2 separate regions of the Mus musculus genome follow, and region 1 is linked to region 2. Evidence: chromatin contacts called from ENCODE Hi-C or POLR2A ChIA-PET data. All regions are on one chromosome and are shown on one strand. The core of a region is the stretch at or near the end of the contact, and the rest is flanking DNA. Distances in the headings are between cores, read along the strand shown. Region 1 holds the start of Ccl22 (chemokine (C-C motif) ligand 22). Region 2 has its middle 2.5 kb from the start of n-TLcag4.

Evidence for each region. A loop is a pair of places that touch in the nucleus more often than their neighbours do. ChIA-PET counts read pairs that join two places held with the same protein, here RNA polymerase II (POLR2A).
Region 1: a loop to region 2 is called in a map of CH12.LX, with 3 times the contacts of the local background. The contact joins the promoter of Ccl22 here to the enhancer-like site in region 2. A Hi-C loop is called at or near these places in 5 of 37 maps with a recorded cell type or tissue (CH12.LX, T-helper 2 cell, left cerebral cortex and 1 more). POLR2A ChIA-PET finds 5 or more read pairs at or near these places in 1 of 5 experiments (Patski).

The regions. Positions count from the first base shown.
Region 1 is chr8:94,744,083-94,747,785 of GRCm38, reverse strand. Ccl22 (chemokine (C-C motif) ligand 22) reads right to left here and starts at 2,102. Exons shown (of 3, transcript NM_009137.2): 1 at 2,000-2,102; 2 at 761-884. The coding sequence starts at 2,072.
Region 2 is chr8:94,704,711-94,708,383 of GRCm38, reverse strand. No RefSeq gene overlaps it. Among named protein-coding and RNA genes, the nearest start is that of n-TLcag4, 2.5 kb to the right of the region's middle. Within about 2 kb of position 1,328, at least 1 of the 3 ENCODE cell types and tissues checked has a DNase peak (open chromatin) inside an H3K27ac peak, as active enhancers do.

The sequences.
Region 1 (3,703 bases), core at 853-3,352, 39 kb before region 2:
CCCTGTGAGCTTAAGAGACCCTTAAGCTCATGCCACCTCCTCAGTGTGCAAGGAAACCAGACAGACTATGACTGCTTGCCCCTTGCTGGAGCCTAGGTTGGGATTCCTTTGCTAAGCCTGAGTCCTGGAAAAAGGGAAAAAGGAAACTCTCCTGAACCTGGGTCCCTTTTTCTTTGCTGAGCCTGGATCCCCCTTCCCTTTGCTAAGTCTAGGTTCTCTTCCCTTTGCTGAGCCTGGGTCTCACCTACGACGTGGGTTAATCTCCTTGTAGAATTGCTTTAAAGATTGAATGAATCACAAGGGTAGTATTCAAATTAGCCTGGGCACATGGGCAACCATCTATGGGTATCAGCTCTTAATAGTATGTCTCTGATTGAAATGGCTACCTTGAAGAATTCCAGAGCACTGGGAGGACCCAGAATGTCTTGGCAGGTTTGGCTCTAGGAATGCTGTTTGTACCCCTACAACTAGCATTGCGTCCCATCACCAATAGCCTGTGGCTATGCTGCCCACAGATACATGTCATGCTGGGGTGGTACCTATTTATTCAGCCATCATCCTCAGCTCTGTCATGTCACAGATGTTCAACAATATCGATGGAATAATACCATCATTCTGGGATTCAGAAAACCCAAGCCTGGCTGAGCCATCCCATCCAGCCAAGCCTTCTTGAGTTGGAGTTCGATACATCCTGCCTACCCTCGGGCCACACTTGTCAGGCCCCTCCTCCAAGGTTCTGAAGCCCCAGCTCCCTACTCACACAACGCCAGGCTTGCGGCAGGATTTTGAGGTCCAGAAGAACTCCTTCACTAAACGTGATGGCAGAGGGTGACGGATGTAGTCCTGGCAGCAGATACTGTCTTCCACATTGGCACCATAGGGACCTGGAGGAAGGGTACCCAGGGGACGTTAGCTGGAGCACAGAGAGGCCAGCTTCAGCCTTACCCCTGATCACAGGCTGACCTATAGGAGTAAAATTCTCTTCCACACTGATGGATATCTTCTAGGGCTCATGCACACTAGCCTGGGGAGTCTCTGAGATGCCACTAAAGGTCCAATGTCTACGCTCTGGGGACAGTCAGCTCCAGGAAGTGGATTCAGAAAGATTAAATATCAACAGGCTTCTAAATGGGTCCTGCACCTCTGTCTGAGCCAGGAAGAGCCTCATGCTCACCTTGGGTCAGTCTGTGGACAATAGCACCAGCTTCCCAGGATCTTGTGGAATGCTCAGCCCTACGGCAGACCCACCTACCCCCATGTATACAACACAGAATTAGAGGTGCATCTTCCTCTTCTCAGCGCCTTGGTGAGGCTACATCAGAGAAGCCGAGCGAAGGCGAGCATCCAAGGTCATGGTGAGACTGTAGCAGAGTCAGAATCAAGACTCAGACAGGTGACAGTCATGACACTGACCTGGTTCAAGTCCCACTCTGTCCCTGACTGACCCTAGTCATCTGTCATCTCCAAGGCCCGTGGAGGAATACCAGTTCCGTAGGGGCTTGGCTACACGGAGGCTCTCCAGACACTTGATTGGTTGGTTGTAGTTGCCTCACCCCTCACCGTGACCCCTCTCCTGCCCAACTCAAAGCAGAAGTGTTGACACTATGGTGGGAAGGAGGGGTCTGGACCCTGTATCCACCACAGGCTCCAGAGCAAACCTTGGGTGTTGGGGGAGGGCAGCTTTTAAGAGAGGCTCTACCTTCCCTGACTCAAGCCTGGTACCTTGCAGGCTCTCTATCCACTCCCAGGGACCCTATATTTGAGCTATCTGGGCAGCAAGATCCCCAGCAAGATACCACCAACCAATTGGCAGATCCTAAAAGCCAAGCCTTCCTAGCAACCCAGTTTATAAATGTGTATATCTGGGTTTTGAGAAGTAATAGAGCTGGCCCATGGAAGTGCCAGAGTTAGTCCAAAGCCAAAGTGAGTCCAGTGGCAGACTCACTCTTGGACTCTTTCCAGATTCTCTGGTCTCCACCCTCCTACTCCCCAGCCTCACCTGCATCAGAGGTCTGAATTGCCACAGCAAGAAGGACGAGAGCCACCAGGAGTGGGACACGCAGGGTAGCCATGATGTTATGTGTCCTCGTCAGGTGTCTAATGACCAGAGGGCAGGAAGGTCTGATATTTAAACGCTCTCTCCACCCACTAGTTCAGGCACCTCTTAGTCACTACCAAGCCTGACATTCATGTCCTGAAAGAAGAAGTCCCACTTCCCCCAGCGGGAGGATCCAAAGGCGGGGAACTACTCAGAGGGGACTGCCACTCTCCCAAACTGTGGGTCTCCGGAGGATTGTAAAGTCCCCTTAGCGGTGCTCTACCGAGGATGTCTGTTCTATGACCTCAGCCATATCACTAGGGGTCATGGAGAGGACCTTGGTAGGGATGGAAAAGCTGGGCAAGGGTTCACTGCCCACCTCAGTGGCCACTGGCACATGGATAAGGACAAACTGTACCTAGATTGGGGACTTTCTTAATCCCTCAAGGCCGGGCATCAGGTTCTCATTTCAAGGGTGGAGGCCCAGAGTCCTTTGGGGCAGGCTCTTGGCCCCATAACCTGACTCTTGTTGGGTTTCTCAGTAGACAGCCTCACCCAGCTCAGAGCGGGCTGCTCCTGCGCATGCCCAGAGCCTGTACCCTCTCAGTCTTCCCTTACCCACGTCATCCCCTCCTCTTGCCATTCCACTGACTCTCCCCACTGATACAGCCCCGTCTGCAGATCAGTCCAGCTCCACTTCCTTCGTGGACGCCAGTAGATTTGCCTCCCCATGCTGCGAGCCAGAGTGAGTGTGCAAACTCAAAGCTCCACGTGGCCCTCTCCTACTTTAAAGCCATGCTGGGCTCCCCATTCACCGGAGGATGAAACCCAGGCTCCTGACTAGGGCCTTCAGGGCCTCTTTTCCAAAACTATTCACCACAGTCAGAGGGATCACGCCACACTGCTTTACGGTTCCCCAAAGAGATCTATGGCCTGACCCTGACTATATTTCCACTTTCTGCTTCTTTATTGCAGAAACTCCTACTCGTACATCGAGACTGTTTGAAATGTCACTTCTTTGGTAAGCCTACCTACTCAGGAATTCACACTCTCCAAGTAACCTGGAACATGGCCCAGGAAGAGACTTTCTCCTAAGCTCCTCTCATAAGCACAGGGGAGCTAATCCCTCATCTTTCTTAGTATTCAACCTGTTGAGTTGCCTGCTGGCTGACTGTGTGCTCCAGGTTCCCAGCTTTGTGAGCTGTCACCCCATGATGCGGTGGGCTTTGGTGATGCAGCTGTCTTAGAGACTTCATTTTTGTTCCTGTAAATAACCCCCCCCACACACACCCATATTCCTGTAAGTAACCCCAATAAAACACATGGTTCACCAAGTTGGACCTTAGTATTATCCATACTTTGGTCTATCTATGGCCTCTCTATCTGGAGTGAGTAGATGTGTGTGTTGTGTTTCCTCAGGAAAAGTCTTAATACACATTAGGCAAAATAGAACATTCGGGCAGGGATGACAGCCATGGTCGCACAAACATTTGAACAAGCCTAATGCTGCTGAGCACACTGTACACTTAAAATGGTTTGAAATATTAAATATGGCCTAGAGAGATGGCTCAGCCATTAAGAGCAATGACTGCTTGCTCTTCCTGAGTTCAATTCCCAGCAACCATATGGTAGCTCACAACCATCTGTAATGGGATCTGATGCCCT
Region 2 (3,673 bases), core at 79-2,578:
CCACCCATTTATTCATCCCAAACTTATTTGTCCTTACTTACCAAACTTCTAGACCAGCACTTCCTGATGGAGAGACCATGGTGAGGTCCCTGCCTTCCCATAGCTGAGCCTAGTGGGAAAGAAACATAATGAACAGATAAATTAAATCTGAGTCAAGGAGACTGGACAGTGACTGCAAAGAGAGTGGAACCACATTAGCCCGGATGCGATGAAGACACATTTGAGCTAGCATGGGAAAGATGGATTTCAGAACCTGTCCTGTGTGGTCTGGGGAAGGATGGCTCTCCACAGGCCCTGAGGAGCAAACAGACTTTGTGTATGAGAAATCAGAGAAGAGGGAGTATGGTGGTACGTGCCTAAGGCTCGAGAGGCTGAGGTAAGAGGGTTGTGCAATTGTAGCCAGTCTTGGCTAAATAGTGAGATTCTTCTGTCTGGGGAAGAGAAGAAGATGGATAAGGGAAAAGGAAGGAAAGTGCTGGAAGGGTTTGGGAATGAGAAGATGGGAGGGAAGCTAGACATGTTTTGGGTTGCCTCTGATGAGGCAGGCAGGACAGCCTGGGGTTGGATTGGTGGGACTATAGGAAACCTCTTTGCAAGGTTGGCAGTCAGGACCTGCCCCACGGTGTTCCCCAGGTGGAGAAATGCAGCCTTGCATGCTTTGATGACCCTCCCCCCCACTTGTGGCCAGCATCCTCTGTGTGCCAGGCTGTCCAGTGTCCAGCTTGTCCTTACTTATCCACAGATTCGATTATAGAACCTACTTCTTGAAGGTGGGCAACCTGAGGCCGAGTCACCTCCCTCTAAGATCACAGAACTAGCAAACAGCAGAGGTAGGTGTGAACCTAGGGGTGTCCAGCCCACATGGCCCCACGGCCCTGCTTTGCAGAGTAGCAAACAAGAGCCTCCGCTGTTCCTGAGCATATCTTTCTGGGAGCCTCTCTTCTGAGGGTGATCAAAGGATTTCAGGGCACATTTAGCATTCCACAGAACTTGAAAGTAAACTCCTGGCTTTGAAACCATTCTGGTCACATGGAAACATTTCTGTCCATGTGACCCGATTCTAAGTGAAAAAACTGGGCCACAGTGGGGAGGAGGGGCAGGGTGACCTTGGAGGTCTCGGATAGATCTTGCCTCCTGTCTTAAAGACCTCTGCCTGCCTAGTCCACTTCATTATCAGACCTCCTGTCCCTCGGGGTGTCCGGCTTGCTTCCATGCAGTGACCGAGATGCCAGAATAGGGTCTTGGCACAGGTTTAGCTCTGGTGCCTGATGGCTTCTGACCTCTTCTGTCAGCCAAAGAAAGCAGACCCTGAGTACAAAAGCTTGGCCAGGCCACTGGGACAGCCATGCTGGGAAAAACCTCCCTATTCTTTCAGTCGCCTCCAATAATGAAAACAGTTCTAAAAATAGCCCTCCCAGGTCCAACCTGGCCATGACTCAGCAAGCTCTCATCCTTCAGAGTTTCTTCTCAGTGGGAAGAGACCCTGGGTGAGGCCGAGGCATCATAGGGTTTAGCGGGTAAAGACCCAAGGCTCTCCCTTGGGAGTCAGGCCTAGTGGTTCCTTCATGTAATCCCAACACAACTGGGGGCTGAGGCAGGAGAATTGCTGTGATTCGGGGACCAGTATAATTTACAGAATCAGATCTCTGTAAAAATAAAAAAAATTAAGCTAGTATTGTTACGCTAAAGAAAATCTGTTTTGCCATCTCCATGTTAATTACTGAAGTGGAGGGGCTGGAGAGATGGCTCAGCAGTTAAGACCGAGAAGAGACTGCCTAAGAGAACATCTAGCTTGGCAGTAGGCCACAGCATTCCTGAGGAAGCCTTTTTATTTTTCTCTTAATTATACATATGCACACGTTGGGGCCCTTGGAGGTCAGAAGAGGGTGTGGCATCTCCTGGAGCTGCAGATGTGGGTGTTGGGTACCAAATTCAGATACTCTAGAATAACAGAAAGCGCTCTTCACCACTGAGACATCTCTCCAGCCCCAACCCCACCTCCCAGGAGGGAGCTTTGATGCAGATGAATCAAATCCATTTATTAGCTGCCTGACTATCAGTGAGTTACTTGCCTCTCTAAGCTCCATTCTCTGCATCTGTCAAATAAGTGTAAATATACATATCATTGTGGTGCTGTTAGGATGGTGACGTCCATGGTGGCATTTGCTAAAACTCTGTTTCCTGCCACCCTTTCCTCTGGACAACAGTGCATCAAAAGCTGGTGTCATGGAAATGCAAGGAGTCCACCTCTCCGGGCCCTTGGCTGGATAATCACCAGGTACTGACCAGAGCTCAGTACGTCAAGAGCCACACAGGGACTTCCCCTGCTCTGATGGGCTTTCCGGGTCAGCCCCGGGACTTTCCTCCAAGCTGGGCAATGGCCTAAGCCAGGAGGCAGAGGCGAAGCTCTCCCTGTGGCTGGTGTGGCTCTTCAGGCTTCTGATTTAAGGAAAGAAGGTAATTTTGGCTTGGGCAGTCCAGGTTGGAATGAGGCACTGAGAAGCCTCCTCTGGGCCAGAAAGCAGTCACCTAAAACACGTACCAGGGGTGGCAGAGGAAGTGGCCGACCCTGGCCAGCGAGGCCCCTCTGTCCCGGCAGCTGCAGCAGGCTAATCTGTGTTCCAGACATGCCTTTCTCTGTCTGGTCTGTGCCCAGGAATGCTGGGGTTACTAAAGATGAGGTGATCCAAATGTGCTGGGCCCCCCACACCCAGGAGGACCTTGAGCAACTATGATTGAAGGAACAACTTCAACATCTGCCTGGAAGCCCCTGTCTCCTAATGGAAATGAGAACTCTGGCCCCTCCAAGGTCTCTGTGACTTCCTGCCTCTCTCTATTGACATCTTCTACAGTCCGGTGGTAGGGCCTGTCTGCTCTACAACTAGAACACAGCCTGTGCTCTCTCGGTTTGCTAGACCTGCCATCTTCCAGCCTGGCTCACCTCCCCAGACTCTCTGACTCCCACCTATTTCTCCATGAACAATTAAAGGGCTCCTTCTAAGGGGCCACCAGGACCTGCCCCAATCCCGCTTAAGACACTCTGGTGATACACTACAGACAAGGTAAAGCTAAAGTCCTTTCTCTAACACCCAGCCTGGTGTAACGATGCAAACTTAAGCCTCCTTCACTCTAATCTCAGTGTCTTGCTGACTTTGACATGCCACCTTTCCTACCAAGAGCACAGTTCTCTCTGCCTGAGAACCTTCGCATTTACTGGGTCTCTCATCAAATGTTCCTCCTCTCCCCATCAACACTGATTTTGTTTGCCTATATCCTTTTGAACTCACTGAAACCTTATCAAGCCTTTTGTACCAATGTCTGTAAAACCTCTAGCCATTCTTTATTGTTTTTCTCTCCCATCAATGTATTTTCTAACCATTCTTAATCATTTTTGGTTTGACACAGGATTTAGCCTGGAATTCACTATGTAGACTAGAACTCACACAGAGATCAACCTGCTTCTGCCTCCTGAGTGATGAGATTAAAAGCACGTATGGCTCTTAGTCGTTATTTTTTTGTTTGTTTTTATTTACCATCGTTATTATTGTGGGCACGGTATGCCATCCTTATTTATACCTTTGGAAATAACATGAGGAACAGCTTCTTTTGGGCTGAGGTTTTCTGTTTCCGTGAGCAAGTCTGAGGTTTGAGAAGGGGGCGAGAAGGAACAGAA